Regions from separate parts of the Homo sapiens genome. Here region 1 is linked to region 2. The links are chromatin loops, found by intact Hi-C in ENCODE. Cell type or tissue: PC-9. All regions are shown on one strand. Links, peaks and the distances in the headings refer to the core of each region. The heading gives the core; the rest is flanking DNA.

Region 1 (2,927 bases), core at 140-2,639, 72 kb after region 2:
GAGTTTCACCATATTGGTCAGGCTGGTATTGAACTCTTGACCTCAGGTGATCGGCCTACCTCGGCCTCCCAAAGTGCTGGGATTACAGTTGTGAGCCACCATGCCCGGCCATGACAACATCTTAATAACTATGCTTTATGGTAGGTATTGATAACTGGTAGGGTAAGTCCCCTCACCTTAGTATTCTTCACGAGTGTCTTAACTATTGTATGCCCTTTGCTTTTTCATATATATATTTTTGAATCTGCTTGTCAGATTTTACAAAAAAAGTTGATTTGGATTTCCTTTAGTTGTATTGCCTCTATAGATCAGCTTGGGGAGAATTGGCATCTTTACAATATTGGATCTTTCCAACTATGAACAAAATACAGCTCATTATTTATTTAGATCTTTTTAAATGACTCTTAATAAGTCTTAGAATTTTCTCCATGAAGGTTCTGCACATGTTTTGCTAGATTTCATCCTAGGTTATTTTTTTGTTGCTCTCATAACTAGCACACTTAAAAACATGACATGTTGTAACTATTGCTGGTATATAGCACTATAATAGATAGATCTTATATGTTGACTTTTGTATCCCGTGCTTAATCCCTTGTTGGGATTGATCACATCTTCAAGAAAATAAGATCTGCAATATGTAAGTTTTCTAACATTTAAATGTCAATATTTAAGACTGGAAAGGATGTAGATTTTCTTGCCTGCTTTTATTAGTCTTGGATTTATGATACACCAGATTGACTTGTCTTTCAAATATTGTAATCTTTGCCAGGGAAGTGGTATATTTTACCAAGTGACTGATTCAAGAATAATACTTTTTTTGGTTGCCTCCTATGTATTCCTAGATTGATTTGGGGGCCAGAGGGTTACCTTAATCACATTGTTTTCACTTTTTTTTTTTTTTTTTTTTTACTATTTTCTTGCCACTATCTGTCCTTTTTACTTTTTTTTCCGCTAATTCTTTCCTAGTCTCCTCTTCTAATTCTCATCTCTCTCTTAACTTCATTTTACTCAGAATATGAAATATAAATCACATAATGTTTACTGCATAGGTTTAGGAATTATAATAACTGGTCATCTTGAGCCTGAGGATTTATATGAATTATTTACAGAATAGGAATGTTATAGGTATAATCATATTTTGTCACCTCTTGATGTATGTATTAGGAACTAGTTCAAAATTTTGTATAAGGCTGAATGACGTTTTTCTCCTTAAATATGGTCATTGGAAAGACAAATACTTTAATTTTTGTCTCATAGCAGTTTGGGATAAAATGTACACATTTGAGAACCCCTATTCCTGTAAAGTGAAATCACTTTTGTTTGACAAAGAATAGATTGAAACGAATGAGAATATCTGGCCAACCAGCTTTTGTTTTACAAGAGCTATGCCTTGCCAATATCTTTAATATCTAGGTACTCTCGTTTCTTTTATAGGTTTACCTATGCAAGTATCTATCAAAATGCTACATTGTTTTATTCATGAGAACTGAATATACTAAACTGTGAAATTAAGCCACATTTCCTCATTTGAAATTGCAAAACTTCTTCCTCTGGACTTTCCAGTGATGAACTACTGGGAGAAGAGTCAGAATGAATAAGCAAAGAGGTTACTGAATACTTCTTTTAAAAGGGTGTGTTAAGACATGGGCAACTCGTCCAGGGAGGAAGAGCCGATGGCTTAATAGTATGTGGTGAGACATTGGTCTCTGGATTTGCAACATTACCAAATTTGTCTATTTCACATGTCCTTGAAATGTGAACTGTGTACTTAACTGCAGGGTATTCAGCCCTGCAGTTATTACCTAATGTTCCCATGAAAACATTATTTTTATTTCTTTCAACTCTCTGTCTACCATGGTTATATTATAAGATGGTCCAAGTTATGCCCTCTAACAAATATTGCTTAATATGTAATGTACATTTGTAGTTCAATGGTTCTTAACCCTGGCTGTACATTAGAATCACCCAGGGAATCTAAAACACATACATGTACACCAGAGAGTGGGCTCCACACCAGCTCAATAAAATCAGAATATCCTGGGTATGGCTTGGGGCATCAGTGTTCTTTTAAAAGCTCCCTTAATGATTTTAAGACAGCCAGAGTTGAGAACCACTAGTTTAATGGGATAAAAATGTGTCATTTATTGTAATCTGCGTTTGTTGGAGAATTTTTTCTCTTAGTATTATAGTAATCTGAAAATAGATACGCTTTTGCAAGTAAATTGGATTTAGCAAGATTTCTTGTGAAGGAGTTCTTATCTTAGCCGAAACCTTTTAACTGTACTTTTGCGACGATCTCTCCTCGCATACTTATAATCTTGAAAGAAAAAAAATACTTCTCAAAATATTGACACATTGCATTCCAGAAGTTTTGAGTCGTGTACAGGATGAACAAACTCACTGAAATTCTCTTTAGATGTCTACAATATCTGCCTTTCAAAGGACTTTTGAGTAATTACCCATTTTCTCATTGTAAGCTTGATACAGAACACTCAGTCCATTGTTCTGTTTACCTTTTTCTAGGTTTGAGTTCAGTCTACGCCACCTTTTCACTGTATATTGGTCAAGTATCATTATCTCATTGAAAAGTATAGTAGGCCTGGAATACCTTATACAATGCAGATGAGATAGAAATGAGAACTCTCTAAATTGTGAAGGCCTACTTAGCCATAAGCTTATTATTATTATTAAGAGACAGGGTTTTGCTGTGTTGCCCAGGTTGGTCTTGAACTCCTGAGCTCAAGCCATCCTCCCACCTTGGCCTCCCAGAGTGCTGAGATTACAGGCGTGAGTCATCATGCTTGGCCCATGAACTGATTATTTAAATCCTAGTCTCCTAAGAGACCAAATTATTATCCTTATTATCCTTCAGTGTGAAGTGAGTCTGACAGCTCCATATACATGTCAATATACTGACAAACGTTTAT
Region 2 (2,927 bases), core at 99-2,598:
TTTTTAAAATTTGTTCTTATAGGTCTGATTATATGTCCTTTGAAGATTTTGGTTGCTTTTCCCGGAATCTCCAATTAATCTGTACCGTATCTACAAGCATTTATTTTTCTTATATTTCTGTAAAATGTGTACATTTTTAAATGTGAAAAGTCAAAGCAGAAACATTGCTATAACTAAGCCCTAACCAATACTGAGAACCAACGAAGGATAACCTCATAATTGGTAAATTTTATATTATTTCTACGTAACACTATTAGACTCATTTTAAAATGTGCTACTTTCCTGACTCTTTTCTTTTTCTTTTTTTCTTTTTTTTTTTTTTTTTTTTTGAGATGGAGTTTCACTGTCTCCCAGGCTGGAGTGCAGTGGCATGATCTCGGCTCACTCTGAGATTCTGGTTCCAGCGGTTCTCCTGCCTCAGCCTCCCGAGTAGCTGGGACTACGGACGCGAGCCACCACGCCCAGCTAATTTTTGTATTTTTAGTAGAGAAGGGGTTTCACTGGCAGGGCATGGTGGCTCACGCCTGTAATTCCGGCACTTTGGGAGGCCAAGGCAGGCAGATCACCTGAGGTCAGGAGTTCGAGACTAGCCTGGCCAACATGGTGAAACCCCGTCTTTACTAAAAATACAAAAAAAAAAAAAAATCAGCTGGGCGTGGTGGTGGGTGCCTGTAATCCCAGCTACTTGGGAGGCATAGGCAGGAGAATCGCTTGAACTCAGGAGGCAGAAGTTGCAGTAAGCTGAGACCACGCCATTGCATTCCAGCCTGGGCGACAAGAATGAAACTCTGTCTCAAAAAAATAAAAAAATTAGCTGGGTGTGATGGCACCTGCATGTAGTTCCAGCTACTTGGGAGGCTGAGGTGGAAGGATTGCTGGAGCCTGGGAGGTTGAGGTTGCAGTGAGCTGTGATCATGCCACTGCACTCCAGCCTGTGCAACAGAGCAAGAGACCCTGTCTCAAAAAGACAAAAAAGGATAAAAGGAGGTCTTGAATGTTTCACTTTTACCCTCTTTATTAGGAATGTGAAATTTTTTACATGTAATAATTAAAATATGCTATTCTTTCAAACAACATACAAATGGTACTGTTACTTGTTGCATCATTTCTATGTTTTCAACTTTGTGTGCATGCATTCATTTTAAGTTATGATTTTGGATTCTGTTTTTATTTTTAAAAAACCAATAAATTTTCTTTATGAAACTATCAAAAAGCAAGTGCTAATTTATTTAATATATTGTCCAGTTGAGAAATGGTCACAGGATCCAAGAGGCCATGTGTCATGAAATCAGATAAATCATTCCTATGTTGTGGAGGCTGAACTGCTTTTGTAAGTACCTGGGAGGTCTGGCCGGATTTCCGGGTTGAATTATAACAATCTTTTATGTCATGGGATGCCTTGCCCAGGTTGTGCAATGTAACCATGAGAACCAAGCAAACCTGTTGCTCAACTAATTCAATTCTGTTTCTTCTATATCCAAATCAGGTTATTTCCATACAAACACGGTTTAATAGAATATTTACCACCTGACAAGGATTGTAAAAATTTCTGTGGACTTAGTGATAAAAAAAAAAAAAAAAAACCTAGATTGAAAATATGTTGTGAACCAGCTAGGGCTCAGAGGACTTTATGGTCTTGATAAAATTCAGGTTCAGCCAGGAACAGGTGACATCAGATGCAACTGTTCTTTACATGTGGCTCTCTCTATCTCCTTTCTACCCACCTGGGCTACCCACAAACTTCTTCCTCATCCTAAGACTATGCTGCAGGTGTGGTAGGTGCGGCACATACCACTGATACAATGCCGGAAGAGACACTTTTACTTCCTATTAAGGCCAAAGGCCAGGTTGGTCATTTGATTAGGAGTGAATGGGGTTGTTCTTGATCTAGGGCAGAAGGTGGGAGTGAAAGAGGAGTATATGAATGGTCCTGACAAGACAGCATATTAAATGTTATTTTGAACTCTATCAAATTTCTATAGTTTTAACACAATGACTGATAGTCATCTATTTCCTCTGAAGTAGATGATTTATTTATTTATTTTTTTGAGTTAGAGTTTTGCTCTTTGTTGCCCAGGCTGGAGTGCAGTGGTGCAATCTCGGCTCACTGCAACCTCCGCCTCTGCGGTTCAAGAGATTCTCCTGTCTCAGCCTCCCAAGCAGCTGGGATTACAGATGCCCGCTACCATGCTTGGCTACTTTCTGTATTTTTAGTAGAGACGGGGTTTCACCATGTTGACCAGGCTGGTCTTGAACTCCTGACCTCAGGTGATCCACCCGCCTCAGCCTCCCAAAGCGCTGGGATTACAGGCGTGAGCCACCACGCTCGGCCAGATGATTTATTTTTATGCTTTGTGTTCTGCCTTCTAAATCTATTTTGAGAAAAATGTAAATCAACTAAGTTTGAACTCAATTTCAATTTGTACTTAATTCAATAACTTTCCTTTTTTTTTTTTTTTTTTTGAGATGGAGTTTTGCTTTTGTCACCCAGGCTGGAGTGCAATGGCATGATCTTGGCTCACTACAACCTGCAACTCCCGGGTTCAAGCGATTCTCCTGTCTCAGCCTCCCAAGTAGTTGGGATTACAGGTGCCCACCACCATGCCTGGCTAATTTTTGTGTTTTTAGTAGAGACGGGGTTAAGCTATGTTGTCGAGCCTGGTCTCAAACTCCTGACCTCGTGATCCGCCTGCCTCGGCTTCCCAAAGTGCTGGGATTACAGGTGTGAGCCATCGCGCCTGGCCTTAATTCACTAACTTTTCAAACATTAATCCCTTAAAGAAAAATAGAATAAGTCTAATCTCAAAAAAATGGATTTGGAAAATGTATTTTTAAAAAGAGAGGGAAAGGGCCAGGTGCGGTGGCTTGTGCTTGTAATCCCAGCACTTTGGGAGGCCGAGGCAGGCAGATCACGAAGTCAGGAGTTC

Evidence for each region. A loop is a pair of places that touch in the nucleus more often than their neighbours do. Peaks named below come from ENCODE experiments on the same cell type or tissue, not always from the same donor. Only the 100,000 strongest peaks of a DNase experiment are listed, where the experiment ranks them.
Region 1: a loop joins it to region 2, with 6 times the contacts of the local background. A loop is called at or near these places in 2 of 110 quality-filtered maps.

What each region holds. Positions count from the first base shown.
Region 1 is chr7:77,409,080-77,412,006 of GRCh38, reverse strand. The region is part of intron 1 of GSAP (gamma-secretase activating protein); the gene reads left to right. Among named protein-coding and RNA genes, the nearest start is that of GSAP, 5.8 kb to the left of the region's middle. In PC-9, for the core only: no CTCF peak of the experiment used is centred there; DNase peaks (open chromatin) are centred at 1,636 and 2,376; H3K4me3 peaks cover 1,647 bases; H3K27ac peaks cover 2,500 bases.
Region 2 is chr7:77,480,615-77,483,541 of GRCh38, reverse strand. No RefSeq gene overlaps it. Among named protein-coding and RNA genes, the nearest start is that of PTPN12, 55 kb to the left of the region's middle. In PC-9, for the core only: no CTCF peak of the experiment used is centred there; DNase peaks (open chromatin) are centred at 1,361 and 1,771; H3K4me3 peaks cover 432 bases; H3K27ac peaks cover 2,479 bases.